3 separate regions of the Mus musculus genome follow, and all the other regions are linked to region 2. A link is a loop called in an ENCODE intact Hi-C map of the cell type or tissue named here. Cell type or tissue: left cerebral cortex. All regions are shown on one strand. Each heading gives the region's core, and the rest is flanking DNA. Links, peaks and the distances in the headings are about the cores only. Region 1 overlaps Vangl2 (VANGL planar cell polarity 2). Region 2 holds the start of n-THatg1 (a tRNA gene). Region 3 overlaps Vangl2 (VANGL planar cell polarity 2).

Region 1 (10,439 bases), core at 1,673-9,672, 340 kb after region 2:
AAAACTCCAAGTGTAATGGCCCATGCTTTTAATCCTAGCCCTGGGGAAGCAGAGGCAGGCATATCCCTGGGACCTGGAGGCCAACCAGCTTAGTCTGGCCTACTTGATAAGATCCAAAGCAATGAAGATATCATCTCAAAAAACAAAATGGATGACAACCTGAGAGACAACATCTGAAGCTGTCCTCTGGCCTCCACACAAATGCACACACAAATAATTATTATCCTGTTGGGCCTAAAAACCAGGCTTCTCTATAGGTGGCAAAAGTCAGAAAGAACTGGCTCCTGTTAGAAAAAGCCAACTACCATGGAGAAAACCATGGGGGAGAATGACGTGCAAGAGAGTCCATCAAAAGCCAGGGAGCCTGGAAGAGAAGCCCAGGCTCACATGAGAGGGAGCCTGGAAGAGAAGCCCAGGCTCACATGGGAGGTGTACAGAGTTTAGCCTTCAGGGTCCAAGCAGGCGGTCGAGCAAGCCTGAACCTGACCCACAGAACAGAGCAATAATAAATGTGTAGATTTACAGCTGCTGAGAGTCCGTGGTGATCAGTCACGGAAGCACTGGGAAATGAATATACAAACCCTGTATCATCACTGTTCCGTTCTCATCAGGTACAGGGGTCTCCTGAGCTTTCTCAGCCCAGTTCATCCCACGGGTACCACTCAGTTGGCTTTTCCCCTCCCTCAGGTGCCCGCCCCGCCCCGGACTCACACAGCCAGCACCCACCTGGCCCTGCGCTTGCGCACTCTGCGCTCATGCTCGGCTTCCTCGTAGTAGTACTCATTGTGGCTGTTGTCGCGCCTCCGTGCCGCAGCCGCGATCACAGCCCTTGATTGGCCCGTGGAGTTATTGGTGCTATTTTCTGTACGAGATCAGGAGAGAGGAGATGGTCAGAAAAAGTGCAGCCTCTGCACTCGGGGTAACGTGGCCTGACAGCCAGAGGATATGTCCCCACCACCCAGCAATGCCTCCCCGTCCCGGCCCTCCTGGCCACCTCTGGGAGAAACTGCAAGAAAGCGACCAGAAAGGCATTGAAAGGGGAGGAATTCTGCATATATATATCTTTTCCTCCTGATGCAGGAGGTTTTGCAGCTCGGGGCCAAAGAGTGTAGAGACCAGGGCTATGAGCAGACACAGGAGCTAAACCAGGGGTTACACCATAGCATAAAAAGGATAGCAGCTATGACCAGCTACCTGAAGTCAAGGGGAATGACAGAACAGAGGGGCTGGGACACAGGCCAGAGAAAGGAAAAGGCAAGGGAGGTAGCTTGGGGTCCTGCTTAGGAAGAGGCCGGGAGGGGTGGAGGAGCAGGGCCGCTCACCCTCTCCGAGAGAATACACCTTGAAGCCAGACACTTTCTTGGCCAGGACGGACTTGGGCAGGTTGAGGAGGGCGGGGTTGTAGACAGGGAAGTCATGGTAATACTTCTCCAGGATCCACACTGCCACTCGCTGGATGCTGTTGGGGAGACGGCAGGAGGGAGAGGGAGAAGGGACAGACAAGGGGCGCAGGGGAAGGGACACATCAGGGCAGGTCGGCAGGGCTGGAGAGGGCACATGACAGGGACAAGCTGCTTCCAGGAAGCCTGGCTCAAGCCTGAGGTCTATACTTACCAGGCCCCTGCCACCTTCCCAAGGCTGGGTCTGCTACTCATTTCCTCTATGCTGAAGCCAGGGGGTAAATAAGCCCCAACCAAGGGGCTCCTCATCCCTTCCGACATTCTCCCAAGGTTTCTGATAGGACCTAAGAGATGCCGCTGACCTCTGACCACAAGCCTGGTAGGAGCTAATTTTCTATCTCTCCCTCTGGCGGTCCATCTCTGGCCGGCTCATCTCAGTAACATGTACTGACTACTCACACAAAATAATAATAATAATAATAATAATAATAATAATAATAATAATAATGCCTCCGAGAAAAGGCTAGAAACCTTCGGTTTATACCCCTTACCTCTCTTCCTCTTGGCCCATCCTCCTCTAAGGGTCCTGATTTCGAATTGCACGTCACTGCCAGTTCACAACTCCCACTGACATCTTGCCCACGACTTTGTCGTTAGGCTGAAAATGCCACTGAACTCTTACTATGTGCAAACCACCTTCCGCCCAGCCCCACTAGTTCATCACGTATTGTCCTCGCCATCCCACCCTCGCCCCGCCCCCTCCCCCTCCCCCTCCTTCCCCTAAACCTTTTCGGGTCTCATCTGGGTCTCATCTTTGTCCTACACCAAGTCCCACTTTACTGCCGTGCACCCATACCTGAGATGGCCGACATTGTAGAAGCGGCTGGCCCCATCTGTGGATCGCACGACCTTGAGTGTGAACTGGGGCTGGAGCTGACGGAGCTCCAGCAGAACTACGGCCAGATAGTGCACGAAGAGTAAAGCATCCACTAGAGAAACGGCAAACTGAACCACGCCCTGGTAGCTCCGCTCCCGGGCGTCCAAGATGCGCACACCGTAGAAGAGCCAATAGGAAATAACCAGCAGGAAGACAAGCACCATGAGCAGAGCTCGTAACACGAAGACTCGGGGCAGTGAGGCCTTGGGCCGGCGGAAGAACAGAGCCCAGCTGCCCAACAGCAGGATGAGCAGCTTGAAGGCCACGGAGATGAAGAGGCCCTCACAGGCCGTCCCACACGGCTCCAGCTCCTCCCGCCACAGCAGTGGAGGCAGCAGCAGGAAAGCCAGCGGGGTGAGGAACGAGAGCAGCGCCAGAATGGCCCCTGCCGCCACGCCCAGGTGGCGGGAACAATCCAACGGGACACTGTCCTCCATGTCCTTGGCGATGCGCGTGAGGTCATCATGGGAGATACTGTGCTCAGAAGTGCCCGTGACCACCGTTGTTGTTTCTCCCCAGTTGTCATCCTACAGTCGGGAAGGTGGGTGGAGCGGAAAAGGCAGGCAGAGCAGAGGTACACATGGGAAAGCGGACAGGAAAGAGAAATCAACACATATACAGTCATCAGAAGTCACTGAGCTTCACTGTGTGCCTGTCTTGTCGCTGCAGAAACTGCCATCTAAAACCCAAGTCCCTGGGGCGCTGCACTGAGGTCAGGGGGAAAGATACCACATGTGCATCGATGGCCCTCGAAGGGGAGCACAGGACAACTGCCAAGGGAGCGTCTCGAGCAGTGACAGTGACCCAAGGGCAGGCTTGCCAGGCAAAGCAGGCAGCTTCCAGACAGTGATAGGACCCGAGCTGACCTCCAGCAGCGGGTGACATACAAGAAGCTCATCTGAATTAGTGGTTCCTAACCCCAGCTGCACACAGTAGAATCACCGAGGGAGCTTGGAAAACATACCAATTATGCAAAGTGAGATCTGCTTGTCAACTTTTTTTTTTTTAAGCTCCCAAGATGATTATAATGCTCAGCCAAGATTGGGAACTCTCGGAGCTAAGCGATCTCTAGGGGCCGCTAGTCAGAATGCACTCTGCGGACCAGCAGTATGGAAATCGCCTGGGCGAATGGGAGAAAGGCAGACCGGCAGGCCCATCCCCTATTTACTAAGCCACAATCTGCACTTAAACAAGATGCCGATGAACCTGTTCCAGCATTCATGTTCTAGATGGGCTCTCCTAAGTTTCTGCCAGCCTGTGCACTAGTCCATGGTTTCAGCAGAAGCCAGAGCTAGAATATCCAGGGCAGAGATTCATGAACCAAGGCACCCTGAGGAAAGAGAGAAGCAGGGGTCTCCACGTGCAGGAGCAGAGAGCACAGTGGCTAGGAAGGGGAAGTCAAAGCCACTTGAGCAGGCCGTGTGGCGATGCCAGGAACAGACATCTATTCCAGCCAAGTGAGGTGATACATGTCTGTGATCCCAGAGCACAGGAGGCTGATCAAAATCAGCCTGGGCCACAAATCAAGACAATCTCAAAAAGAAAAAAAGAAAAATCCAGGGGCAGTGGTATATGCCTGCAATCCTAGCACTTGGGAGGTGGAGGAAGAAAGGTCAGGGGTTCAAAGCCATCCTCAGTTACATCAGTAAGTTCAAGGCTAGCTTGAGCTACATGAGACCTTGTCTATCCTCCAGCCATGAGGAGCTACTGCAGTTTCTCATTCAAGGAGAAGAAGGGAAAGGAAGATCAGTGAATGACCTAAATAAAAGATGGGAAACTCACTGCAGACTCAGGGTCACCGTGGGTCTCTATAAAGCTAGCTCTGTGGGGTGACCACCCGAATACCCATGGTACAAGATCTGTGGATGTCAGCATAGACAGATGGGCTCTCGGGTGCCCTTCAGAGTGTGGTCTGCTCAAAGCTGCTTCTCTGCATTGGCTAGAGAGTATCCTACAGAGATCTCCCAAGACCACCAGGACTTTCAGGACCCACAGTTCACGTCCAGCCTGGGCATATGGAATCCTACCCTAAACCCCAGGGGATACAAACTACAGGACTGAGATATGCAGTGCAGAGTAGGAGGCCACCTGGATGGGCCAGTGGCTACAGAGCTGAGGAGTCTCCTCTCCCAAGGATGGGAGAAGAATCTTATCTGAATATACAGGGCAGAAGAGCTGCCCACTGTCAGCTGTGGGACTGGAGCCACCCCACCCTCACCCAGTGACCCCCAGATACACTGCCTACCCTCTCAAAGATCAAGGCAGGAAACCCCACCCAACAGGAGGTGAGTTTAATCATACCTCAAAGTCACTTCAAAAATCCATGAGGCCTTATATTACAGAAAGAAAACAGTTCCCAATGTCAGACAGGCCCCTGCCCACCCAGGAACAAGAAGCTAAGAGTCTCCACTGCCTAAGATACTCCCAAGAAGAAAGAATAAGAATAGACTTGGGCAATCTCAGTGTCACCACAAATCCTGTCCCTCCTAAATTCCTGGACTGTGTCTTGCCTACTGTCCTCTCTATCCAGGGAGTGCAATGGACCAGAAGTCAGGACAGAAACAACTGCTCTTTTCCAAGGTGCCCCCTCTAACTGCCCAGTCTCTCTTCTGAGTGCCCCAACCAGCTCCATTGACTCTTTCCAAACCCCTATTCCCTAGGACCTAGATGATGCTGTTCCACAAGCTAACAGCAGAGGGCGAACATCTGAGGCTCGAGGGAAACCTGTGGCCTACCCACCACCACCGCTGCCCTCCTACTCCAGCCTGCGCCAACCTTACTGGCTGCCAGGAGCTTCGGAACAGCAGGGAAATTTCTCCTCACTCAGCTAAACCACCTCTGCCCCTGGAGATCAGGTTGAAACTAGTACCTCCAAAAGAGTTTCCACTAACATCTAAATTCCCTGAATTCCCTGCAACAAGATCCCCCCTTGGAACACGAAACAAAGGACAGGCATAGTAGTCCCTTCATTTGGGACTCAGGGACAGGAGGATTCTGTTTATAAAATCAGTCCAGGGGCCAGGCATAGTGGTGCACACTTTTAAATCCAGCACTCTGGAAGCAGGGCCAGGCAGATCTCTGTGAGTTCAATGCTTGCTAGGGCCACACTGTCTCACAACAAAAACAAGCTACATAAGTCGATCTGGTCTCGAAAAAAATAAATAAACAAACAAAAAAGATACCGTTCTTGATCTTGGGTGAGATGTATCCTAGATCTCTATCAGTCCTTGACTTGCCTAGGAGACTCCACCTACCCCAGAGGATCACAAAATATCTGATCTAAACCACTTTAGCCCCAGTGCTCACCCGCTCATCCCCCCTCGTGGACTCATTGTCCAGCAGGGGTTCTCCCGGAGCCTGGATCGTCACTGATTTATCTCCACGACTCCCATCCCGGCTCTTAGAGCGGTGTCGGTCCCGGCGGTCCCTGCAGCAGGAAGCCAGAGAAACAGAAACAAAGGTCAAGAGGGGATTCCAGGTCCCTTCGGCAGCCCCTTACCCCACCACCTTAGCATACACCACCTCTCTCTACCAGCCTGATCCGCTCGGAGCTAGACCCACCTGTGCTTCCGGGAGCTGCGGGAGTGGCCCGACTTGTAGGAATAGCCCGAGTACTGGGACTCGGTGTCCATGGCGTCCGAACGCCGTGCCTTGTAGCGCTCCAGGGCCGCGGGCTGGGACCTCTTGGGGGGTCCCACAGCCACCTCCTTCAGCACAGGCTTCTTCAGGCCAAGAGGCACCTTTAGGAAGTCAACCGTCACCCTGAGGGACTCTATTTTGCTGGACAAGTGGGCTTATCTCAGAGAAATTCAAGCGGCAGCTCCCTGAGAAGATAAAGCAACTGCTTAGAGGGTAGCTCAGGCTTTCCATAGGACAGGACACAAAGGAAAAAACATCTCCCCTGGGATCCCAGGCGCTCCATGAGAATACCTCATTCCTGGGTCCTGTTCTGCCCAACCGTCTCAGCTCCTCCGGCTTTGTCAGCTGGAAAGACCCTCCCCACCCATAGTATTCCAGGCTGGGAAAGATGCTAGCACAAGCTCCGAGGGCAAGAAGGACACCCAGAATCATCCAACTGGGGTGCCCGATGGGGAAGAATTAAAGCACTGCTTTCTTGTTCTCAGTCAGGAAAACAGAGACTCAGAGACACAAGTTTGTATGTACAAGCTTTCGAGAACAAAATCTAAATATCTCTCTCTCTCTCTCTCTCTCTCTCTCTCTCTCTCTCTCTCTCTCTCTCTCTCTCTCTCTCTCGTGGGTGAATGGAGATAGAGATTGGCATGGTAGAATAAAAAACAAAAAGAAGCATCTTCCAAACGCCTAACATCCCTGGGCAAGCAAGACAGAAGCCTATTTCTACTTAGGGCCCACGAGCAGCCTCCTCCATCTACACTGAATGGTTTTTCAACAGCCACCTGTCACCTGTCAATCATCCTTCAGAGCCCAGCCCCAACTCTCACAGATGCCCCAGGTACTCTAGCAACCAAGGTCATCTTCTCCACTGATGCTGGCAACACTAACTTAAGTCATTCCTATGCCTGAGCACCTCCTGGCTCCACTCCCTGATAAGCAAAGCTCTCTAAGTCACCTACAGTGAACCATATACTTTGCTATGACCTGGATATTGTGGTATAACTGGGTATATGGTCTGGGGGGAGATGTACACTAACAGGTAGGCAATAAATACAAGCAGCCACTTTAGTCAGTGCGGGGGAAGGAAAAGAACACGAGGTTACCCAGCAACAGACAAATGTATCAGGGATTGAACCCTGTATACTGAGCAAGCACTCTGCCACTGGGCTTGCTCCATCCCCAGCCCTGTGGAGAAACTTTAAACTGAATGTCTAGAAACTTGGGAAAATGACATCTGACCATGCCGAAGAAAAGAAGAAAAAGCCCAAGAAAGGGAGGGAATGACACCATACCATGGAAGGCCAAGTCAAGAAATGGCTCCGCGCAATTAAGAAACAATACACCACACAGCTCAGGGAGAGGCTGGCAGAAGCTGTAGGAGCCGCACAAAGACTTGCAGTTTTATTTGCAGGTTACTGGGAAGCCTATTTAGCTGTGCTGACTTGGATTGGAAAGAAGAAGCAGAAACGGAGCGATCGGTGAGAAGGTCCCTCAGCAGGAGGACTCGGCCACTAGACCCAAGTGAGACATAAGAAATGGAGTTGCAGAACTAACTAGACCTGATGAAGTGGGGAGGGGGGACACGGGCACATCAAAACCACCCAGTCAAGCACACACAATACGTAAGTAAAGTGTAATTTAAATAATTAAAAAAAAAAAAAACCTACCCTGAGCAAGGGAGCAGACACTGAACTCTGGTAGGGCAGAGAACTAGAAGAAGCAAGCTTGGGAGAGTTTATGCCGGAGCACTTGTGGGGAGGAGCAAGCTTGTGGGAGAGGGCTGGGAGTACGCTGTCCCGCACACACAAAGCTCACGGCAGCTCTGTGAGGAATGGGCAGCTGGGTGTCCAAGGAGCTGGAGTCTGTGCAGAAGGTATGGTCAACATGCAGAGACGCTGTACTGAGCTCCGGAGATGGGATGCAAGATCTCCAAACGGCACGTGTCCAGGAGAACAAGAAGAGCAAAAAAAGAGACTGAGAAGGAGGCTAAGAGGCCAGCAGAGTGAAGCCTCAAGACAGCCAAAAAGACAAGTGGAGTTCTAGGAAGGAATCAACACAACCCACAACCTGATCCCGCTGAGCAGTTTGGGATGTTAAAGCACTGAAACACACTTGCTTTGTTTCTCCAATGACTTTGCCTGGACTTGGAGGAGGAGCAGAAGGAAGGAGGATACATATTTGCATCCATCTCCCCTCCTGTGGATACAGTAACTGATACCCAGGGAGTAAATGAATACGCCTGCCTATCTGAATGCCATTGTGGGGAGATAAGAATCAATGTGAAATCTACTCATCTCTCTTCCTGACAGAGTTCTGTGGAGACAATGCGTGAGCCAGTGATTTCAATATCCCCCACATCAAAGCAACATGTGGTAGACACATACTTCAGGGACAGACATCCTTCCAACAAAACTGAACCTCTCTAAAACAGGGCAACACACAAGGTCCATCCCATGCTCACCCCTTCTGTCTGCAAATTACATGTTGGGCTCCCCTCCCCTCCCCCCACCCCCAGGAACCCACTCTACTGGTTCACTCCTCCGTACGGTTTAGACGGTGCAGCTGCGACACTTTTGATGTGGTTCCCACCTGGTCCTTCTAGCTCTGCCCTTAAAGACTGAGCTTTGCCAGGAGGCTCTGAGACCAACGGATTACAGAGGGGATGATGAAGCCAAAGGACAAAGCAGAGCTCCGGATTAGATCCAGACAGACACTAGAACCCTCTCCTTCCTCATCCTCACCCCCATATACCTGCACCGCATCTCAGAGCCAGTGGCCAAAAGAGCCTGGAATTTACACAAAGATTCAGGTTTAAAACCTGGCTCTCCGTTACTGAGTTGGGTGACTCGTGGGCAAGCTACTAACCCTACTGCGCTTACGGGCTGGTGGGTCTTTCGGTAAAACAAGAGGTGAAGATACCTCCTTCGTGGGGTAACTGCAAGGAACACAGGGATGAAAGAAGCGCTTTCATAGACTGTGTAGCTACTAATAGTTAAGCAATTAATAAGCTCTCAAACTCCAGTCCCCAACCACTTCCTCTGAAACTAGGGAAGGCGGCGGTATAAATAAATCGTGGGACTAAATAAAGAACTCTGGAGCGCACACACCCCAGCCTACTACTTCAAACACACCCAGATGTGAGGTGAAAGCTACTGTTTCCCCTGCAGATAATTTTCTAGCCACACAGGGTGCCAGTCATCTCTCAACTCTTTGCTCTGAGCTACATAGCCTGGAGCCCCCTACTTTCCTCCCCAGCCAAGGACAGACCCCACAGCCCTGGCACACAGAAGGCTGTCCCAAAATGCAGCAAGACACGCTCCTCCCTCAACCACCAAACACAGGGACCCAAAGGACCACAACTTCTGAAGCCTTTGCCTGCTGTCCCACTGGGTACCCAAGGGAGCTAATTCCAGCACTGGGAAGGGATGAAAGGTAGGCCAAGAGATGGGCAGAAATTCCCCTTATTTAATCAGTCTCAAAAATCAGGTTTGGAGGGTCTCTCGAGCGGGCAGTGTTCCCAAGAAACAAAGTGGAGGAGGGGACCAGCGGATGAGATCAACAAGTAGAAATGTCAGAGCAGTGAGGAGACAGGAGAGAAGTCTGGACTTGGCACAGGGCTGAGCTGCTCCCAGCTGAGGGGCAGAGGCTGTAAAAAGCCAATATGCCTCACTGTTTCTCAACTTGCACCCCACTCCTCAAGACACAGACACAAGCACTGAGTCCCCTGCTCAAACCAGTCATGGATTATCTGGGGTTAAAAGGAGGCCAAAGAGGAGAGGGGGGAGCAGAGAGAGCCCGACACAAAAAGGAGACCCTTCTCCCCTCCAAAAGCCTTTCAGAAATAAAATTAATGGAATGTGTCTCAGTAACATCCCAAGGGAATTGGGAGGAGGGCTGAGGGGAATGTGGGGGCTTTTGTCCCGGCTGCCCAGCTTCTCCCACATTGATCACCATAGCAACCAAAGCCCCCTGTTGCCTAGGTGATGGCAGCCAGGTCCTGGAACCCTTACCCAGCATCCAAAGCGAGAAAGGTTATAGAGGTGGGGGAATGGGATGGAGGGGGAGAGAATGGGGTTTCTCCTCTGGCAGCCCCAGCTTTTGTCTGAGCTTGGGATCGGGTTTCTTCATGGAAACAATTGGAGGCCTCAAGAAAATATAAACTGAAAACCTGGCAAGAGGCAGAGAGAGCAGGGCCCTGGGGTACAGGGTGTGTGAGTAGATAGGGGTGCAGGGTAAACACAGACCAGGACCAACTGACTCTACCTCAGCTGAGTGGAGAGTCAAGTGGGGTGTGTGTGTGTGTGTCTGTGTGTGTGTGTCTCTCTCTGTGTCTCTGTGTGTGTGTGTGTGTGTGTGTGTGTGTGTGCCTGTGGTCACTGTGTCCTTTTGCCACTGCTCCCAGGCCTGCAATGCAGCTCAGGTTCTCAGACCTGGGCTGGGGACCCAAGGAGAACACAATGAGGATGCAT
Region 2 (10,439 bases), core at 1,515-9,514:
AGCAGCTCAATCCATTCACAGACATTTTACAGATATACTAGCAGCCCAGTTTGGTAGAGTTGGAATAGCAAACATGAATCAGCAGTGGTGGCACTAACTAGTAGAGACAGCCAGGTCTAAGCATGAGTCAGCAGGAGGGACGAGGAAGAATGCCAGCAGAAGTTTTTGGCTGTGCCTTTCTCAGGGAAGCGAAGATCAGCAAAGATGAGTCTCACAATCGTCGTACAGCTAGCTCTGTAAGTAAGCCGAGTTTAGTCTGTCACTGTCTGTTGAGTCCTAATTATATCTTCTAAACATCACATGTCCCCTACATGTCTTGTCTCAGCACATGTCTTGTCTTAGAACACGTCTTCCCTCAGCACATGTATTTGTCTTAGCTGACATCATTTTGTCAATCAGCCTGAATCTGTGGAAGCAGCAAGAAATTGCTGCACACCACCAGAAGATTTTTGGTGTGTTTTTCTCTATGGAGTCCTGACAAATGCAGCTCAACTACACAGTGTAAGGCGGACCAATACATGTGTGTTCTTAGCAAAGAATCTTTTATCATGTGTTCCTTTATGTGTGTACTTTAAGCAGAACATCTTTTTCCTGTGTCTGCTTCAGCTAAATGTTCCATCATGAGTCTGTCTTAAGTCTTTCATCTGTGTCCACTTAATCTAAGCATTCCTTTACATGTTTGCCCCAGCAGAACACCATCCAACCGTCTTTCCAAAGAACCCTTAAGTTTCCACTTCACATCTCCTTTCCCTGCTTTCCCCCTAACACTAGACAGGAGAGAAAGGAGGAAAGAGGGAAGAAAGAGAAAAAGAGAAATAAATCCTTGAATCTAACCTTTTTTTTCCTTTGTCTCCTCTTAGACCAAGACTACTAACAATTTGTAACCAAACCCCTAATCAGCTACCCACTGAGTGACCAAAAACCACCCACTCCACCTCTAGGGGATGTAGATAGCATGCTCTTAAAATTGCTTCCTGCTGTCTGGAGGTGATATAGACATAAATTTTTCTCAACCTGCTTTAATAAGGGTTCAAACTCCCCTCTAGCTTACCACACACAAGAGGTAGTAGAAAAGGAAGGTTATTAGGATATAGGGGAAGTGGACCTGTTTAGAAATAGTTCTTTGGAGTGACTTCAATCTTCGTTGTTCTCAGTCCAGTCCACTAGCAAACACCAAACATGAATCAGCAGCTGCAGTCCAATCCACTTGGCAGGCACCACACACAAATCAGGTAGGGCAATTCAATCCAGAAGCCACTGCAAGGTTCGCCAATCACCCAAGACTGCTGAAGTGGCAAGAAGCCACAGGAACCTCATGAGAGTTCTTTTTTATTCATTTTTTTATTAGATATTTTCTTTATTTACATTTCAAATGTTGTCGCCTTTCCTGGTTTCCCCTCTGAAAACCCCCTATCCCCTCCCCACTCCTTCTCCTCACCAACCCACTCACTCCTGCTTTCTGGCCCTGACATTCCCCTACACTGGGGCATCAAGCCTTCACAGGACCAAGGGCCTTTCTTCCTATTGATGACGGACAAGGCCATCCTCTGCTACATATACAGTTGGAGCCATGGGTCCCACCATGTGTATTCTTTGGTTGGTGGTTTAGTCCCTGAGAGCTCTCGGGGCACTGATTAGTTCATACTGTTGTTCCTCCTATGGGGCTGCAAACCCCTTCAGCATCTTGGGTCCTTTCTCTAGTTTCTTCACTGGGGATCCTGTGCTCAGTCAAGCATCCACTTCTATTATTTGTCAGGCACTGGTAGGATTGCAAGCTTGTACAACCACTCTGGAATTCAGCCTGGCAGTTCCTCAGAAAATTGGACATAGTACTACCTGAGAACCCAGTAATACCACTCCTGGGCCTATACCCAGAAGATGCTCTGACATGTAATAAGGACACATGCTCCACTATGTTCATAGCAGCCTTATTTATAATAGCCAGAAGTTGGAAAGAACCCAGATGTCCCTCAACAGAGAAATGGATAAGAAAATGTGGTACGGGCTGGTAAGATGGCTCAGTGGGTAAGAGCACCCTACTGCTCTTTCAAAGGTCCTGAGTTCAAATCACAGCAACCACATGGTGGCTCACAACCATCTGTAATGAGATCTGACTCCCTCTTCTGGAGTGTCTGAAGACAGCTACAGTGTACTTACATATAATAAATTTAAAAAAAAAAGAAAATGTGGTACATTTACACAATGGAGTACTACTCAGCTATTAAAAACAATGAATTTATGAAATTCTTAGGCAAATGGATGGAACTAGAAAATATCATCCTGAGTGAGGTATCCCGATCTCAAAAGAACATACATGATATACACTCATTGGTAAGTGGATATTAGCCCAGAAGCTCAGAATACCCAAGATACAATTTGCAAAACACATGAAACTCAAGAAGAAGGAAGACCAAAGTGTGAATACTTCAGTCCTTCTTAGAAGGGGGAACAAAATACCCATGGGAGGAGATACAGAGACAAAGTGTGGAGCAGAGATGGACCATCCAGAGACTGTGCAACCTGCAGATCCATCCCATATACAACCACCAAACCCAGACACTATTGTGGATGCCAACAAGAGCTTGCTGACAGAAGCCTGTTACAGCTGTCTCCTGAGAGGCTCTGCCAGTGCCTGGCAAATACAGAGAAGTTCTTTGATGAGTTTCTCTCTATGATGTCACAGCAAGCAAAGCTCAGCAATGCAGTGTAAAGTGAGCCAATATGTGTGTGCCATCAGCAAAGACTAGCAAGGTAGAGCAGGGCAAACCAATGCTTTCCCTCCTACTGTCTGTGGGGTCATATTTATATTCTTTCTAAACATCATGTGTCCTTTTACATGTTTGCTACAGCAAAAACATCCTTTCACCTGTGTCTGCTTCAGCAAAATGTTCTTTCAGATATCTGCTCTAGCAAAACGTCCTTTCACCTGTGTGCCCTAGCAAAATATCATTTGACATAACTGACTTTCCAAAGGAACCAGAAGTTTCCACCTTTCCAGGGTGGTGACATCTTTTGGGGAACCTAAGAAAACTGGGTCTGCGGACCAGTGGTGCAATGGATAACACGTCTGACTATGGATCAGAAGATTCTAGGTTCGACTCCTGTCTGGCTCGTTGGGACTGGTACTCCTTTATTAGCCGGGTGTGCTGGCGCACGCCTTTAATCCCAGCACTCCGGAGGCAGAGGCAGGCGGATTTCTGAGTTCGAGGCCAGCCTGGTCTACAGAGTGAGTTCCAGGACAGCCAGGGCTACACAGAGAAACCCTGTCTTGAAACAAAACAAAACAAAACAAAACAAAACAAAACAAAACAAAACAAAACAAAACAAAACAAAACAAAACAACTGGGATATTGGCCAAGTCCAAGAAGACCTATCCATTAACATTTGCTGTCCAGGGTGTGATGGGAAAGTGCAGGGATTGACTGAAGTCCTGACTGAAGCCTTTGAAGTTGTCATGGCTATAGGTTTTTGAGAAAACAGTTACTGAGGCTGCCTGTGAGGCTGCATCACCTGGGCTGCTTGTCCTGTCTTCATTGGTGTTTGGACCTTTGGCTCTGAAAACACATAAACTTTTAAAGGTAATATACATACCTGTAACATGTATGGAATGTGTAATGTGCACACATCTAAAGATGATTCTTTGCTCTTTGTTTGAGCATGAAAGGCATCAAACTTTATAAATCTGGAGAGTATACCCAAACTGCAGTATAAATCCCCATCCATGTTATACGACAGGATGGCATGTAATAAGTCCCGAGGACTCTGTAGCCAACAAGATTTATTGGCTGTGCAGAGACATTCATGTCCCAGCCTGTCTACCAGCTGTTCCCACATAGAAGGATTGGCATGTATGTTACCTGTTTTGTTGTTTTTCTTGGTTTCTTCTTTCATGTATGCAGCCAGCATTTTCAGGAGGCCCCCCTCATCAAATTTAGATTTTTAATTTAATTTCGATTTAAAAAAAATCTTTATTAATGTTAAAGGAATCCACAATTTTTCGTTTTCTGTTGAAACCTCTCCCCCAACACATTTCTTGACTTCCACTCTGAAGTTAGCACAACCTTATAGTATATGGGTTGGTTTAATTCATGAGTCCTTTCTAAAATCCAGTGCTTTTCAGGAGCTGTGCTACATGTCTCATCAACATTTTAAACATTCGAAAGATAGTAAAGTATTATTTAATCTGCCTTTGGTAGATGCCATATCCCCCTTACATTTTATGAACATTTCCTTTAAAGGGTAGTTAGATGGTTTACAATTGCTTGACCTGTAGGATTGTAAGATATATCTGTAACATGTTTTATGCTATAATGTGTAAAACATTGCACTCTACTGGATATATATGCCATAAAGCATCATCAGCTTCTATCTACAAAGGCATCTCTAAGATTAAACACTATTTCTAATAAATGTACATACAATCTCAGAATCTTTCTTTTTCAGAACTCAAGGCAGAAGCCCTTTGGGATTCTGAATATGTATCAGTTGTATGATGTATCAAAGTATGTTTGTATTTTAATTTTCCAAACTCTACAAAATGAAATATATATGATATTGTATTTCATTGCTCTAAAGTGCCATCATCACATAGAATCTCTATTCTTTTTTTTTTAATACTTTATATTAGGTATTTTCCTCATTTACATTTCCAATGCTATCCCAAAAGTCCCTCATATCCTCCCACCCATGCCCCTACCCACCCACTCCCACTTTTTAGCCCTGGCATTCCCCTGTACTGGGGCATATAAAGTTTGCAAGTCCAATGGGCCTCTCTTTCCAGTGATGGCCGACTAGGCCATCTTTTGGTACATATGCAGCTAGAGTCAAGAGCTCCGTGGTACTGGTCAGTTCATATTGTTGTTCCACCTATAGGGTTGCAGACCCCTTTAGATCCTTGGGTACTTTCTCTAGCTCCTCCATTGGGGGCCCTGTGATCCATCCAATAGCTGACTGTGAGCATCCACTTCTGTGTTTGCTAGGCCCCGGCATAGTCTCACAAGAGACAGCTATATCTGGGTCCTTTCAGCAAAATCTTGCTAGTGTATGCAATGGTGTCAGCGTTTGGAAGCTGATTATGGGATGGAACCCTGGATATGGCAGGCTCTAGATGGTCCACCCTTTTGACACAGCTCCAAACTTTGTCTCTGTAACTCCTTCCATGGGTGTTCTGTTCCCAATTCTAAGAAGGGGCAAAGTATCCATACTTTGGTCTTCGTTCTTCTTGAGTTTCATGTGTTTAGCAAATTGTATCTTATATCTTGGATATCCTAAGTTTCTGGGCTAATATCCACTTATCAGTGAGTACATATTGTGTGAGTTCCTTTGTGATTGAGTTACCTCACTCAGGATGATGCCCTCCAGGTCCATCCATTTGCCTAGAAATTTCATAAATTCATTCTTTTTAATAGCTGAGTAGTACTCCATTGTGTAAATGTACCACATTTTCTGTATCCAGTCCTCTGTTGAGGGGCATCTGGGTTCTTTCCAGCTTCTGGCTATTATAAATAAGGCTGCTATGAACATAGTGGAGCATGTGTCCTTCTTACCGATTGGAACATCTTCTGGATATATGCCCAGGAGAGGTGTTACAGGATCCTTCAATAGTACTATATCCAGTTTTCTGAGGAACCACCAGACTGCTTTCCAGAGTGGTTGTACAAGCTTGCAATCCCACCAACAATGGAGGAGTGTTCCTCTTTCTCCACATCCTCGCCAGCATCTGCTGTCATCTGAATTTTTGATCTTAGCCATTCTGACTGGTGTGAGGTGGAATCTCAGGGTTGTTTTGATTTGCATTTCCCTGATGATTAAGGATGTTGAACATTTTTTCAGGTGCTTCTCAGCCATTCGGTATTCCTCAGGTGAGAATTCTTTGTTTAGCTCTGAGCCCCATTTTTTAAATGGGGTTATTTGATTTTCTGGAGTCCACCTTCTTGAATTCTTTATACATATTGGATATTAGTCCCCTATCTGATTTAGGATAGGTAAAGATCCTTTCCCAATCTGTTGGTGGCCTTTTTGTCTTATTGACGGTGTCTTTTGCCTTGCAGAAGCTTTGCAATTTTATTAGGCCCCATTTGTAGATTCTCGATCTTACAGCACAAGCCATTGCTGTTCTATTCAGGAATTTTTCCCCTGTACCCATATCTTCGAGGGTTTTCCCTACTTTCTCCTCAATAAGTTTCAGTGTATCTCTATTCTTAACCCAGTGTATTGCATCTCTATAGGTTGCCATTCTGCAATTTTATCACAAGGTGGTGCCATGGGTTTTAGATTGAATTCCTCTGAAGATTGTTTTGATCTTTCTTAAAGAGGATATATGAAATTGCAGCCATTACTGCACATCTAATTATTTCTATGCTGATAATTGAAACAAAATTATACAAGGTCCAAATGCCCTCTGAGTTTTTTTTTTAAACATAGAAAAAAAATATATTTTAAACTCTGCAACTCTCTCCTTTCTTTGGAGACTTTATTATTTAAGCTTGCTATTTGTTTCTCTTTTACTATTTTCAAACTTAAACATTTACCTCTGCATCCACACTTACATAAACTCTTACTTTTGGTCATTGCTAGTTTCTGTACAGGTTTAGAGGCTCCTCTGTGATCTCGACTTCCTGATCTTGGCTTCCTGCGTTCACTCAGTCCTCAGCAGCAGATGTTGCAAGCCTCTGATTCAGGGTTGTCTTCAGTGGTGGCTTCTGCCACATCCATCAACTTTGTGCTTTGTCCAGCTCTGAGCTACCTTTCTGCAAGACATGAGCATTAAGGCCTCCCTCTGCACTGGTCCTCATAAGCCCTGCTTGCCTGCAGGTGCTGCTGGCTTGCAGGTCAGCTGGATCTCAGCTGCTCTGAGCCTTCTGTCACCTTCTGCTCATTGGTTTGCTAGGTTGCTAGGAAACCGTGTCCCAGGCTTCCATGCTGGGCTTGGCCTAAAGCCTAGTCTGCCTAAGTTTAGATTTCTAGCCCTACATTTGGTGAGCCGAATACTGTTAGACCACCTCAACTCGCCAGCTCCCAATAATGACTTTTTACTAGTTATAAAAGCTGAGGCCTTTTATCTGTTTTTTATGCAATGCAAATATTTACTCTTAATTCACATTGTCAAAATTTTTCAAGAAACAATCACAAAGGTTTATTTTAAATGTGCTTTGTATCTTTGGCTTGTTCTCGACTAGCTTGTATAACTTAGTAACTCCACAGGTAGTCACTATGTCTGACTTTCTCCATGTCTGGCTGGAGCATTTCCCAGGCCTGATTCTTTCCCAGAGTTCCTATCTATACTCTGAAGTTTCACTTTTCTTCTCCTGTCCTGTTATAGACCATCAGATCTTTATTAAACCAATCAGAAGATGATGGAGAAAATGTTTACGAAATCTTTAGGCAGGTGTGATGATCCAATAAAAATAACAATACCAAGGTCAGGCCTGTAAACAGCTCTGCGGGTAGGTAAACCAATATTTGAATAATACAAGGGTAACCTTTACACAGTGCACAAAAAGATTAACCCAACTGAGGAGGAGAGAGGAGGAAGGGAAGAAGGGTAGAGACAAGAGCAGAGTGGGACAAAGGTGGCCTGCTAAATTGACTTTGGTATTAAAGGAGGAATCTGTGTAAATGAAAGAGCTGGATGAAAATCCAGTACATGAACACTGTCTGGTCTGTTTGCTTGGTTTAGTTTTGAGCCTCTCAGCATCCCTTCCTAGGTGTTTAGAAGTCCATCTCATCCCTGGGCATTTTTGTAAACTCAGGTTTCAGGTATTGGCACACAGATGGGTGGTGTTTTTCTCTGGGATTTTCTTTGGAAAACTGCATTGCAGATCCTGGTTAGGTCTTGGTATTGTTTCCAGGTAGAGTCTAAGACACTGGTCATACCTCTGAACAATTCTTTAGGAGTTTCTTTGTGAGCGCTGGTCCCTGTGTGATCTTTCTAATGTTTAGGGAACTGTTAGGAGTGTGTAGGAAGATTACTTACAACCTCTGCCTCCCCAGAGTTCAGCCTGCTGGATGCTGTGTAGCTCTGAGTCAAGGTTTTGACCCCACCATCTAGCTATGTTCTGTAAGTAGTTCCATAACACTGGCCCTTGGTTTCCCAAGAGTGTGGTCCACAGAACATCCTAGGCTGTCAAGTCACCAACGAAGCAGGGACCTTTGTAAAATGGTATCTGCTCTATGAAGTGCCAAGTGCTGAATGCTGAGTACTGAACACCAGTTCCTAGAAAAGGAAGGACTTTTCAGTATCTTCTGTTGGTGCTATGACTGCACCAGATCCAACCCCCTTTCTTATCTTTAAAATGTCTGTAACTGACAGCACTGTGCAGATTTCCTGAGCCTCTCTGGCTCCAGTGATCTGCTATTGGTGTCACTCTCAATGTAGGTGCAGAGCTTCCTCCTACATCCTCCCCAACCCACCAACAAACCCACCCCATCCTGCCAGGAAACCCACCCCATCCCACCAACTAGGACACACTCTGAGCCTCTCTGAGAAATGTTTTGTCTTACTCTTAACTTTGGGGGTTTCTTGCTTGGTTTTGAAGCAAGGTCTCGGGTAGCTCAAACTAGCTTTTAACTTGCTATCTAGTGTGTGGAACAGGGTGATGACCTTTAAACTTCTAAGTCTTCCGACTTCTACGAGTAAGCATGTCCCACTACACCTGATGTATGCAGTTCTGGAGATCTACTGCGTGCTAGGCCAGTGCCCTACCCACTGCGATATATCTATAACTCTGGAGCTAAGTTTTCTCTTCCATAAAACGAGAATGGGGTTTATGGGTGTCCTCATTGGGATGTTTGGGTTGGAACAAGATCATGCAGATAAAAGTTCTGGCAACTATCTGCCTTAATGGATACATGTGATGGCTATTCTTGGTTATCACTTGGCTATGTCTGGAATTAACTAAAATCCAAAAATGGAGGGCATATCTGTGAGGGATTTTTTTTCTTAATTTGAAGTAGGAAGATCTTCTAATCCATATCTTTGATGTGGGAAGACACTTGCCTTTGATCTGGATCTTAAAGCAGGAAGATCCACCTTTAATCTGGGTCACACCTTCTATTGTCTGCCCATATAAGGACATGCAGAAGGACACTTTTGCTCTTTGCTTGGTTGCTTTCACCCTCACTTGCAAATCTACTCCTTCATTGGCATTAGAGCCCACTTCTACAGGATTCCAGTGTCTAGTGAAGACTCACTGTGACATCTAGCCTTGTAAATTGGGAAACTTCTGGATTCTTAGACTTTCTGTTCATAGCCAGCCATTATTGGATTAGCTGGACCACAGCCTATAAGTCATTCTAATAAATCTCATATATATGTATGAACATATATTATTAATATGAGTATATATTCATTCTGTAAGCTCTGTTAATCTAAAGAACCTTGACCAATATAATACTCAAAAACTCTATCATTATCATGACCTTGTTACAAGCAGATAGTAGTGGAGAAGGCCCACCAAGAGCAGGTACTACAGCTTCTGTTTAAATTCACACGATGAGGTCAGTCTTCTTGAACAAAGTCACAGAAGAGGTTTCTGTAGCCTTCTCTGTAGGCATATCTTGGCCCTAGGGAGTTAGACACCTGCGGTTCTAGGCCATAGTTAGCTGATTCACCCCTGTGTAAGCTGCTGATCCTTTCTGTGTAGCTTCTCTCAGGCTTGGTATTACAGTTTTTTTTAGACTTGAAGAGGCACCTCAAACCTTGGAACGGATGTTCCAAATATGTCTGTTCCCAGGGAATGCCTTAAAGATGGAAGGTTTTAGTTCCACCAAACAAGAGTAAAGACCCTTACACAAATCTTTGGTCAAATTATGCAAACTTTATTTTCTATCAGATAGGGCTATCTCCCTAAAGTGGGATTTGAGAAGATAACATCAGACAAAGCTGAAGGCAGGAGTTTATATAACCCCCCAGAACTGTAAGGCTAGGGATTAGGGGTTTCCAGATGAGGTTTGGTTACATAGGAACTTGGCTGAACATTTCTAAATTATTTGAAAGAGCATTTTATCAGGGTATGTTCTAGGTGTGAGTCAAACTCCACAGGGTGAAGAGTATGTAAAATTCCAGAAGTAGGTTAGAGCACAGTCAAGCTTGAATTTTGCAACAACCAGAAACAAACTTATTTTGACCTTTTAGCAAAATGGCTTCTATCCTTAAGATGGAGTCAGGGTGGTACATGAAAGGTTTCTTGGGCTGAGTCTGTCTTCTTCTTCTTCTTCTTCTTCTTCTTCTTCTTCTTCTTCTTCTTCTTCTTCTTCTTCTTCTTCTTCTTCTTTTTCTTCTTCTATTTTTTCTTTTTTTAAACACCAGGTTGCTATGCACCCTCCAGTGAAGTTTGCTTTGTAGCCTGAGAAACTCATATAAGAATTTATCAGGGCCCAGGAAATAGGGGGGTTGTGGTATTGCATTATTCATGAGAAGGTCTGCTAGAGCAGAACCC
Region 3 (10,439 bases), core at 908-8,907, 330 kb after region 2:
TGCTGCCCTAAAAGCCTACCTTTCCAGTTTAAAGCACATATTTGTCCTGGCTAAGCCACAAATAGCACAGGCTAGTTGTGTCCTAAAGTGAGAACAAATAAACTATTAACTAGATTCAATTTGTTTTCTCAACCACAGATTCTCTTACAGGATACCGGTGTACAGGTAGCCTTTTGAGCGGTGGCTTCAAAATGGTTCACATTCTCACTGCTTGCTTCAGTCTGTCCCCTGGACCTCCTCTGGGGGACATTATAATAACTTAGGTGTCAACAGTAGGAGACAAAATAGCCACAATAGTATTTCTCATTTGTGCTAGCAAAAGCCCTGGGAGCTCCTAGGGAATAGAAGCCATGGTTTATATATCTCTGCATCCCAATGTCTAGCATAAAGAAACATCTTCCTGAAACTTACTGAGGTAAGAGAAACCTATGCCTTGCCCATGTTTCCTAAACCATCTAAGCCAGTACCTTTTCCCACTATTCCACCGATTCCATGTGTGACATTTGCTGTTCCAAGCTGCATATCTCTCTCTCTCTCTCTCTCTCTCTCTCTCTCTCTCTCTCTCTCTCTCTTTCTCTCCCTCCCTCCCTCCTTCCCTCCCTCCCTCCTTCTCTTTCCCTTCCCTCCCTCTCCCCCTCTTCCCTGCCTTTCTCTCCCTCCCTCCCTCCCTCCCTCCCTCCCTCCCTCCCTCCCTCCCTCTCTCCTTCCTACTACTTTACCATGCACTGACGCAATAGTTTTCCAAAAGCTGACTTTCTCCCATGCAACTTTCCCAGCAACTGGAAGAGCCTTCCCATCACTTGCTTAGACTAATAAAGAAAATCAGGAGCTATCTTATGTAGTTGACTTTCAGTTCTGTAGATTGAATTGTTCCTCTCCCCACCCCACAAAAAAAAAAATAAGCTAATAACAAATCACTGAGTGTAACATCGTGTCACCTCACCAAGAACCACAGCCTGCTATTTTTTTTTCAGCAACATTACAAAGCCAAAGGCTAGACAATCCCATTGGAGCAGCTATGTCATGACCTTGACAATGCACTAAGCTGAGTCCCTGCCTTCTTCGGTGATAGCTGAAGTGCTTCCAGACTGTAGCTTCTGTAGCTAACGGTTACAAACACCCTTTGTTACCTGACACATGACTGAGAACACGACTGTCCCTTCTAGCAAACCCCAAAAGAAAATATGGTCTTGTTGACAAGCATTGAGATCCAGTCAAAGGGCGATTTGTTCCTAGACTGGCTTTTGGTTTGGGTTTGGGATTTTTTTTCAAGACAGGGTTTCTCTGCGTAGCCCTGGCTGTCCTCACTCTATAGACAAAGCTGGCTTCAATCTCACAGATTCATCTGCCTCCTCGGCCTTCAGGGTGCTGGAATTAAAGGCGTCCCCCACCATGCCCAGCCTGGACCACCTTTTAGAGGAAGAGGTTCAAGATGTTAAATAGACTGCTCCACAGTCCACAAGGGTCAATTCAGTGAGAGCAGCATCATAGCCACTATCTTTACCAGCCAAAGTAAAGTACTTTTAGTACCAGGCTGGGAATATCAAGGCACTGAACCAAAACTTAGTATACTAAGAGGCATTTGTTCTATATTTCAATCATTCAAAGGTTTGACGTAGAGATTCAGCCATAGTAAGTCGAAATCTGACCGCGAGGTGAACTGAGAACAACAAATAGAAGTGATCTTCCACAGGCTTAACTACAAAGAGGACAGGGGTGTTGTCTCAAGAGAAGTATTCTTGTGCCCATGTAAGAAAGAATCTTTAATAAAGAAACAAGGGACTGGAGTATAGCTCAACTGATAGATGCTTGTCTAGCATCCAGAAAGCCCTAGCACGACCTAAATTGAACGTGGTGATGTAGGCCTAAAAACCCAGAACTCAGGAGGTTAAAGGTCATCTCCAAGAGAGTCTGGGATATATGAGACCCTATCTATCTCAAAACAAAACAACAGGGGGCTGGTGAGATGGCTCAGTGGGTAAGAGCACCTGACTGCTCTTCCAAAGGTCCAGAGTTCAAATCCCAGCAACCACATGGTGGCTCACAACCATCCGTAACAAGATCTGACTCCCTCTTCTGGTGTGTCTGAAGACAGCTACAGTGTACTTACATATAATAAATAAATAAATCTTTTAAAAAAAAACAAAAAAAACAAAACAACAATGGCTAAAGGTCCTATGTGTCCATATTGGTGTGTGTGTGTGTGTGTGTGTGTGTGTGTGTGTTGAACTTGTGTGGGTATGTGCACATATCCATGCATGTGAAGGTAGTGTCTTCCTTGATTGCTCTCTGTCCTATTTTTCGAGACAGGGTGAAGCTAAGCTGACTGGCCAATGAGTTCCAGAGATCTGTCTGTCTCCCTTCCTCCTCAGCAAAACCAGTTGCTACCCAGTTTTTTTTTTAATTTATTTTTTTAATTAGGTATTTTCTTCATTTACATTTCAAATGCTATCCCAAAAGTCCCACCCCCTCCCACTTCTTGGCCCTGGCGTTCCCCCATACTGAGGCATATAAAGTTTGCAAGACCAAGGGGCCTCTCTTCCCAATGATGGCCAACTAGGCCATCTTCTGCTACATATGCAGCTAGAGACACGAGCTCCGGGGGTACTGGTTAGTTCATATTGTTGTTCCACCTATAGGGTTGCAGACCCCTTTAGCTCCTTGGCTTTTTATATGAGTACTAGGAATTTGAACTCAGGTCTTCATGCTTGTGTGGCAGACGCTTTACTGACTGAGCCATCTTTCCAGTCCTTAGTATGTTAATCTACCCAATTATTCATAGCAATATTCTTAACCACTGTTGTTTTTTAAAGAAGGGCTTAAAAATACATATGGGGTTTTTGCATGTGTGGATGTCTGTATACCACATGAATGTCTGGTGTCCTCAGAGGATGGGAAAGGGTATCATATCCCCTTACGTTGCTGGAATTACAGATGATTGTGAGCTGCCCTGTGTTTGCTAGGTCTTCTAGAAAAACATACAGCACTCTTAACTTCTGAGCCATCTCATCTGCCTCATGAACAATATTTTTGTTGCCCACCAGCATTATGTGGGGAGAGAGACCAGTAATGCTTATAGAAATAAAACCTAATCTCAAGGGGGTACCCTCTCGAATCCTAAAACCCCTCCCCTACCACACACCCCCTTACGATCATTGCTGAACACTGATTGGGCCCCCCACCCCAATTTAGATTAGATTCTCTGATCTGGCATCTCCAATAGATTGGATCTTATATCCACACCCACAACACCTGAAAAAGCCACGAGCGAGAGGAAAGGAGGGCATTATCTAATAAGCGTGCCATCTCCACAGAGGAGAGCTTAGGTTTAACCTTCGAAGACTAGGAGTCCAGCCTGGAGCACACCTGTAATACCAATCAGAAATCCGAGCCAATGACAGGAAGACTGGAAAGTGTGAGTGCGAGGGCAGCCTAGTTACAGAGTAGGGAGGGTAGGGTGGGGAGAGAAGAGGCCAAGAGCACATGAATTCAGAGAGCCTGCTATGGAGGTACCTTTTTTTTTTTTTTTTTTTTTTTTTGGTTTGTTTGTTTGTTTCCAGAACCTGAACAGGGTTTCTGTGTGGTTCTGGCTGCTCTGGAACTCACTCTATAGACCAGGTTGACTGGCCTCAAGCTTAGAGATGTACCTGCCTCTGCCTCCCGAGTGCTGGGATTAAAGGCGTGCGCCACCACGACCCCCCCGCAGACTTCCACTGTGTTAACCACTCTGGCAGTTGAGGGAGAAGAATCTCTGGAACCCAGGGATGCAAGGCCAGCTTGGGCTCCACAGTAAGACCTCCTCCCTCTCCTAAGATTATCTTTTGAGCATCTCTTTGTTTCTCAGCCATTCGAGGTTCCTCTATTGAGAATTCTGTTTAAATCTGCACCCCATTTTTCAATTGGATTATTTGGTTTATTGAGGCCTAGTGTCCGGAGTTCTTTATATATTTTGAATAGTAGTAGCCCTGTATCAGATGTAGAGTTGGTGAAAATCTTTTCCCATTCTGTGGGCTGATGTTTTGTCCTGATGACTGTGTTCTTTGCCTTAGAGTAGCTTTTCAGTTTCATGAGAATCCATGCCTGTGCCATTAGTGTTCTGTTCAGAAAGTTGTCTCCTATGCCAATGAGTTCAAGGTTATTCCTACTTTCTCGCCTATCAGGTTCAGTGCATCTGGTTTTAGGTTGAGGTCTTTGATCCACATGGACTTGAGTTTTGTGCAGGGTGATAAATATGGATCTATTTGCATTCTTCTACGTGCAGTTAGACCAGCACCATTTATTGAAGATGCTTTTTTTTTTCCATTATGTGTTTCTGGCTTCTTTAACAAAACTAAGGTGTCCACAGGTGTGTGGATCTTCAATAGGCCTGCGATTCGATTCCATTCATCATTATGTCCACTTTAGGAAATGCAAATCAAAAGTACTTTGAGATCTCATCTTAGACCTGTCAGAATGGTTAAGGTCAATAACACAAGTGACGGCTCATGCTGCTGAGGATGTGAAGCAAGGCGAGCACTCATCCATGTACTGCACTCAGTTGATGTCCCTGGGAGGCCTGCTCTTTTCTGAAGAAAAACAGAGGAACAGTGAAACTGGGAGAGAAGGGAGGCAGGGAGAGGGGACTGGAGGAGTGGAGGAAGGGAAAATGCAGTCAGGATCTACTGTAGGAGAGAAGAATAAAGAAAAAAGGATTTTCATATAATGTATGTAATTATGCATTAGATATGTATATTATATATGTACGTATACATATATATGTATATATAAAGAGAGAGAAAGTGCGAGAGGCCAGAAGCGGGCCCCACACCAGATCCCCTGGAGCCAGAGTTACAGGTAGTTAGGAGCCACCGCCAATGTAGGTGCTGGGAACTGAACTGGGGTCCTCTGTGAGAGCCACAAGTCCTCTTAACACTGAGCCATCCTTCCAGCCCCAGGACCCCATCTTTTAAAAAGTAAATAAAACCAGATGTAATGTCGGGGGATTTTTATAAATGAAACATAAGGAGCCGTCATGTCAGCACTGTCTGACTTTCACCTGGAGGCCATGCAAACACAGGCTTACAAAGGAAGATGCAGGCTGACACTCACCCTGAGCCCCACCCCCAGATGATTAACCATCACAGCTCTCTCACCTCAGAATCCAGTTAACAGCAAGCAGTTTCTCATTTCCCTTCATTCTCCACACTGGCTGGAGGCAGTGGCATGACAAGGCCCACACTGCCCCCTACCGCCCGGACTCCTCCCTGACCACCTTTAGCTCCCACTTTGAAAAAAAGAAAAGCAACAGAAAACCCCCACTAAAGTCAAATGTCTTTATTTTATATATAAAAAAAATTTTTGTACAGTTTTAGTTCCTATGTTTAAGAAAAAAAAGTCCCTAAAATTGCCATAATGTTTAATCCACTGCAAATGTAAAAACAAGCTTTTTATATATTAAAAAAAATTTACATTTTACAATTTTCTACATGCATGCACAAGGTCTCAGCTCTGGAACAAACAAAAAAAAAATAGCCCCAAAAATTTGTTTTAAAAATTTTGAAAATAAAAAAGAAGAAAAGAAAGAGAGAGAAGAAAAAGGATTTTAAAAAATCTAGATCCAACAATGGAAAGTTCTACATTTACAATCTCACTTGGAAGAGATTCAAGAAGCCCTTCCTTTTGCGCACAGAAGGACAAATTACAACAATCACACAATCAGAACAGAATCCATCAGCAGATGCTGCCCCACGGGGAGAAGAGAGGAAAGAAAAAAGACCGACAGACAGACACCAGGAAGGGACAAGGCAGAGCTAGGCCCAACCAACAGGGAGAGCAGGGACCCAGACAAACAGGGACTAAGAGAATCCTGCCTCCTTGTCTTTATTAAATCAGGATTCACAACGGGAATGCTGTGGCCAGCCAGCTAGGAGCGAAAGCACAGAGCGTAATGGCAGGGATCAGAGGAAGTGGGAGATCAACAGAGAGAACAAAGACATACATTTAAGGAGAAACTGGAAAGGGACCAATGGGGAGGGTGACAGTGGCGAGGTAGGTGATGGACGGAGGCACGGTGTCCTGGTGTGGAGGCACGGCGTCCTGGTGTAGAGGGAAGAGCGGTAAGCCCGCACTGAGGTCATGAAAACAAAGGCCAAGTTGTGTAGTGGGGATGAGCCAGGATGCCACCCAGCCGGAGCACACACACAGAGTGCACTGGAGTAGCCCAGCCCAGCATCCCCTATGGTGAGAGAGCTGAGCAGGCTAGTCTCATGCCCGCAGTGCAAGCATGAGAAACCACGGAGCCACCGGTGGGACAGCGCTGGTTGAGGAAACTGCTCAGAGAGACTGGGTCAGCTGCCCACCCATAGCAGTTCACAGCATGAAGACAACTTCCCATTCTGGAGAAGCAAAAGACACACACACACACACACACACACACACACACACACACACACACACCTCGCACACACAGAGCCATACATTTGACAATTCATCCTGACATCTTAAAAAATAATAACAACCAAAGCAGACGAAGATACCACAGTTCTGACACGAAGGACCAAAACGCTACCATTCTTAAGTCACAGCCCTTAGTGCTTAGACAGGGAGTCAGGGAAACTTCTTCTCTTTGTTTTAGGATAAAAGGAATGGAAATATCACAGTGATTAAAAAACATGGCAGGTTCTTAAAATAAACACTCCTGTGCCCCTAACCTAGGGCATCAACTAAGATCCCAAATCTTTTCCTTCGGCCCACCCCACCCACCCACTCCTCAAAGCAACAGCAAAACCCGCTCTTGCCCACAAAGGCAATGACCCCAATCACCATCCGGGCCCTGCTTTCCAGGATAGTGAGGTATTTACGTGACTCAAAAGGTTCTCCTCTGAAACCTGAATTTTCTTTCTTCTTCTTCTCCTTCTTCTTCTTTCTTTCTTTCTTTTTTTTTTTTTTTAAAGAAAAGATACCTTCCCATTACCCAAGGACATCGTAATTTCACTGGAATTTATTCAGGCACCTCTATCACAGCCCTAAGCTAACCTCGAGGCCCTGCGTAAGTCAGCTCCAAAGACCATTCCCATGAGAACAAAGTAAGCCCTAATGGACAAGCCCTTTAGTAACTGGTAGGTAGGCTTCCACTTTGAATCCTGCAGCCGCACGGTGAGATCAAAGGTACCCCATCTTAGGGCGTGCTTTGCACAGCAAATACCAGCAGAATACCCAGGGACGTGAAGGGCCCGTGCAGGGGCTTTGAGGGTTATTTAAAGAAGTGACACAGGGACATTTCTCCATCGAAGCCACCAGGACAGTCATCCGCATGGATCCCAGAAAGAAAGATGTGGGTGTTCCCTATTTCTAGTCCTTGTGGTAAAAAATAATTTAAAGGTGTCTAATTTAAAGGCTCAAGTTTACTCTGAAAAATATCCATTAGAGGGTTAGGGAATCCTGCTCAAAGTGACTACTGAGATTCGTTCAGATTTGCTGCAAAGGCTGTGTTAGTTAGAATGGGGCGAGGAGCTAATACCCACAAAAGGCAGTAATCCTGGTCCCTCACCCTGATAAAGAGCCCAGAAAGCGAGGCGGGAGAAAAGAGGATGGGACCCTGGAAGGCCATGGTAAAGAGACCCCTGAGGCAAAGAACTGGATTTAAGGCAGGGGATGAGAAGGAGTTCCTGGCCCCTCCCCATAAGAGACGAGGCCACAGGTCTCGGAGCCCGAATTCAGCAGGACTGTGGTAGCTGGCGCAAAACACAAAATGTCTTCGACCCCAAGGTTGGTCAGGGTCTGCATGTCATGGAGTCCTTAAGAAGTCAACATGTATCCTTCATGGGGAAGGGTGGGGAAGAACAGGTCAGTGGGTTCAGAGGGACAAGTGAGGTCAGTGACAAGGGTCTCTCCAACCTCAGGGGTCTATCCTGCCCTTCCTCTCGGGAGTTGTCTAAGAAAGACACATTACACCTTCCCCACAGCCCTGGTAAAGTGGTCAGAGAGGTTCCACCTCTGTTTGCCTATGATCACATGACCATACAAGTCAGAAACAGCAGTAAAGACTCCTGAGTAGAAGACTGCACTTCCCCTTCTTCTATGTTTCTGTGTGTGTGTGTGTGTGTGTGTGTGTATGTGTGTGTGTGTATCTGTGAGGTGCTGTGTGTCCGTGTGTGTGTCCGTGTCCGTGTGTGTGTGTGTGTGTCCGTGTCCGTGTCCGTGTCCGTGTGTGTGTCCGTGTGTGTGTGTGTGTGTGTGTGTGTGAGTGTGTGTATCTGTGAGGTGCTGTGTGTGTGTGTCCGTGTCCGTGTGTGTCCGTGTGTGTGTGTGTGTGTGTGTGTGTGTACCAGGAAGCACAGCTGTAACACTGGCGAGCAAGACTGCAGAGAGAATCCTAATTCTGGGATTATGTCACAGGTGCATCCTTGCCCAGGGACTCAGGGCTAAGCGTAGGGACCGAGGATAGGATTAGCTGTTGTCCCACAGGAGTTTGGCACCATGGTCCTCTAGGGTCAGAGCTGTGCCCCCAAGAGAAACTCTATCAGGGGCCACTAGAGAGCGCGGCTCTAAGAATGTACATTTCTAAGTTGGAGCTCAGGAGGCAAGGGTAGAATCCGGAAGGCCCTGAATGCTTCCATCCAGGGAAGGTTTGCGGGGGAAGAATGGGGTGGGGGGATGGGAGAGTTGTGAGGCACTGTTTCCTGCAGGGCCTGGAGTGATACAAAATTGGAGGGCAGGGTGGTTCCCAGGTATTGTTAACAAGATTTATCTCCAGATTTCCAGATGGGAAAAACTGAGGAAGAGGGGAGACTGGGTACAGGATAAGTTAATTCAAGTAAAAAAAAAAACAAAAAACAAAAAACAAAAACAAACAAGAGCAAGAGGAAGTAGGACTGGCAGAAATGTGTCAGGGCCAGAGAACCAAGCCCCTCCCACTCCGCAGGAACCCCCCACATCCCTCCTCCGCGGCTGCTGCAAAAGTCACACAGAGGTCTCCGACTGCAGCCGCATGACGAACTTATGTGACTTGGGATCCACAAATTCCTCAGAGAGTTTGAAGAAGGGCACCTTCTTGGTGCTCACTACCAAGCTGAAGTCCTGGCGCTTCAAGAGGAACACGATGCCATCCTTAAGCCCATTGGTCACCGGCTCCTCGCTCACCAAGGTCCACTGTTTGGCCAGCCAACGTTCCTTGTGGTACTGGATGGTGGGTCCAGCAGCCAAATATCGCTCCAGGAAGGCCTGAGGAAGGGAGAAGATACTGTTGGGGCATCTCGTGCACCCACCCACCCTTCATCCTCTGTGACACAGCTTTCTAAGATAGCTAGGGTGTTTCTAAGCTCATTCTATACCCATGAACTGGTATCTTCAAATGTGAGTGCAGAAGACAGCCAGAGACTCCTAATATATTGATGGGGACAATGACATGCACAGAAGTGATACAGCTCCAGTCAGGACTGGAATTCACCCCTATCCTTCACCCTGTTCCTTGCACCAGGCTGTGGCTAGAGCTACTTGAACCTCATTCTTCCTTCTTCCTTCCCTTTCATACAGTTGATATGACTAGAACCATGTAGGCCTACACTAAGAGGGAAGTGGGCCAAGAAAAGCTTCAAGTGCAACACTCTGTGTGTGTGTGTGTGTGTGTGTGTGTGTGTGTGTGTGTGTGTGTACATCCATGTGCACACACACTGTTTTGCTGGTAAATGAAATCAAGAATTCAGGCCTGATCTACCACTGAGCTACATTCCCAGTCTCTTTATCACCCACTCAACAAGGAAGGCTCCGAGAGCGCCATTATAGGAAGCTGGCAACGAGGTTGAGGTAAGCCAATCGATAAAAGTCAGCAGAGGCAAAATCTTCCTTTGGGGATGAAGGGGTCAGCAAGGTAAAGGTGTAAGACTTGGAAGGTAGAAATTCTAGGGCCTTATAAAAATGAGAAAGAGGCCTCTGAAATCCCCCGAATAGTTCCAAAGTCTCCCCATGCCTCTTCCACTCTGCACAGACAAGACAGATGGAATGGGGACAGGAAAGGAAATTCTCAAGAAGAGGTAAAGATAGGGCTGGCGAGATGGCTCAGCGGTTGAGAGCACTGACTGCTCTTCCGAAGGTCCAGAGTTCAATTCCCAGCAACCACGCAGTGGCTCACAACCATCTGTAATGAGATCTGACACCCTCTTCTGGTGCGTCAGAAGACAGCTGCAGTGTACTTATTTATAATTCTTTGGGCCAGGGGGAGCAGGGACAGAGTGAGCAAGCAAGGATGGAGCAAGCAGACGTCCTACAAAATCCAATTCCCAACAACCACACGAAGGCTCACAAACACCTGAACAGCTACAGTGAACTCATATACATAAAGCAAATAAATCTTTAAAAAAAAATGAGGCAAAGAATGGGAAGGAGAAACAGCCGTGACCAACAGAGACAAGAAGCTGGACAGAGAGGAAGGGCTGGAAGCAGCAGGCCTACCTTGGGCGTCA

Evidence for each region. A loop is a pair of places that touch in the nucleus more often than their neighbours do. Peaks named below come from ENCODE experiments on the same cell type or tissue, not always from the same donor. Only the 100,000 strongest peaks of a DNase experiment are listed, where the experiment ranks them.
Region 1: a loop joins it to region 2, with 2.9 times the contacts of the local background. A loop is called at or near these places in 3 of 42 quality-filtered maps.
Region 3: a loop joins it to region 2, with 2.3 times the contacts of the local background. A loop is called at or near these places in 3 of 42 quality-filtered maps.

What each region holds. Positions count from the first base shown.
Region 1 is chr1:172,007,185-172,017,623 of GRCm38, forward strand. Vangl2 (VANGL planar cell polarity 2) reads right to left here. Exons shown (of 8, transcript NM_033509.4): 2 at 5,899-6,161; 3 at 5,644-5,764; 4 at 2,257-2,864; 5 at 1,323-1,459; 6 at 727-862. The coding sequence starts at 5,969. Among named protein-coding and RNA genes, the nearest start is that of Vangl2, 15 kb to the right of the region's middle. RefSeq lists an enhancer at 8,585-10,439. In left cerebral cortex, for the core only: CTCF peaks have their summits at 3,425 and 5,019 (motif pointing right); DNase peaks (open chromatin) are centred at 3,383, 5,042 and 9,080.
Region 2 is chr1:171,666,399-171,676,837 of GRCm38, forward strand. n-THatg1 (a tRNA gene) reads left to right here and starts at 3,041; the gene lies at 3,041-3,113. In left cerebral cortex, for the core only: a CTCF peak has its summit at 6,260 (motif pointing right); DNase peaks (open chromatin) are centred at 6,247 and 6,914; H3K27ac peaks cover 430 bases.
Region 3 is chr1:171,995,662-172,006,100 of GRCm38, forward strand. Vangl2 (VANGL planar cell polarity 2) reads right to left here. Exons shown (of 8, transcript NM_033509.4): 7 at 10,429-10,439; 8 at 5,299-9,201. The coding sequence ends at 8,941. Among named protein-coding and RNA genes, the nearest start is that of Vangl2, 26 kb to the right of the region's middle. In left cerebral cortex, for the core only: a CTCF peak has its summit at 5,235 (motif pointing left); a DNase peak (open chromatin) is centred at 5,213.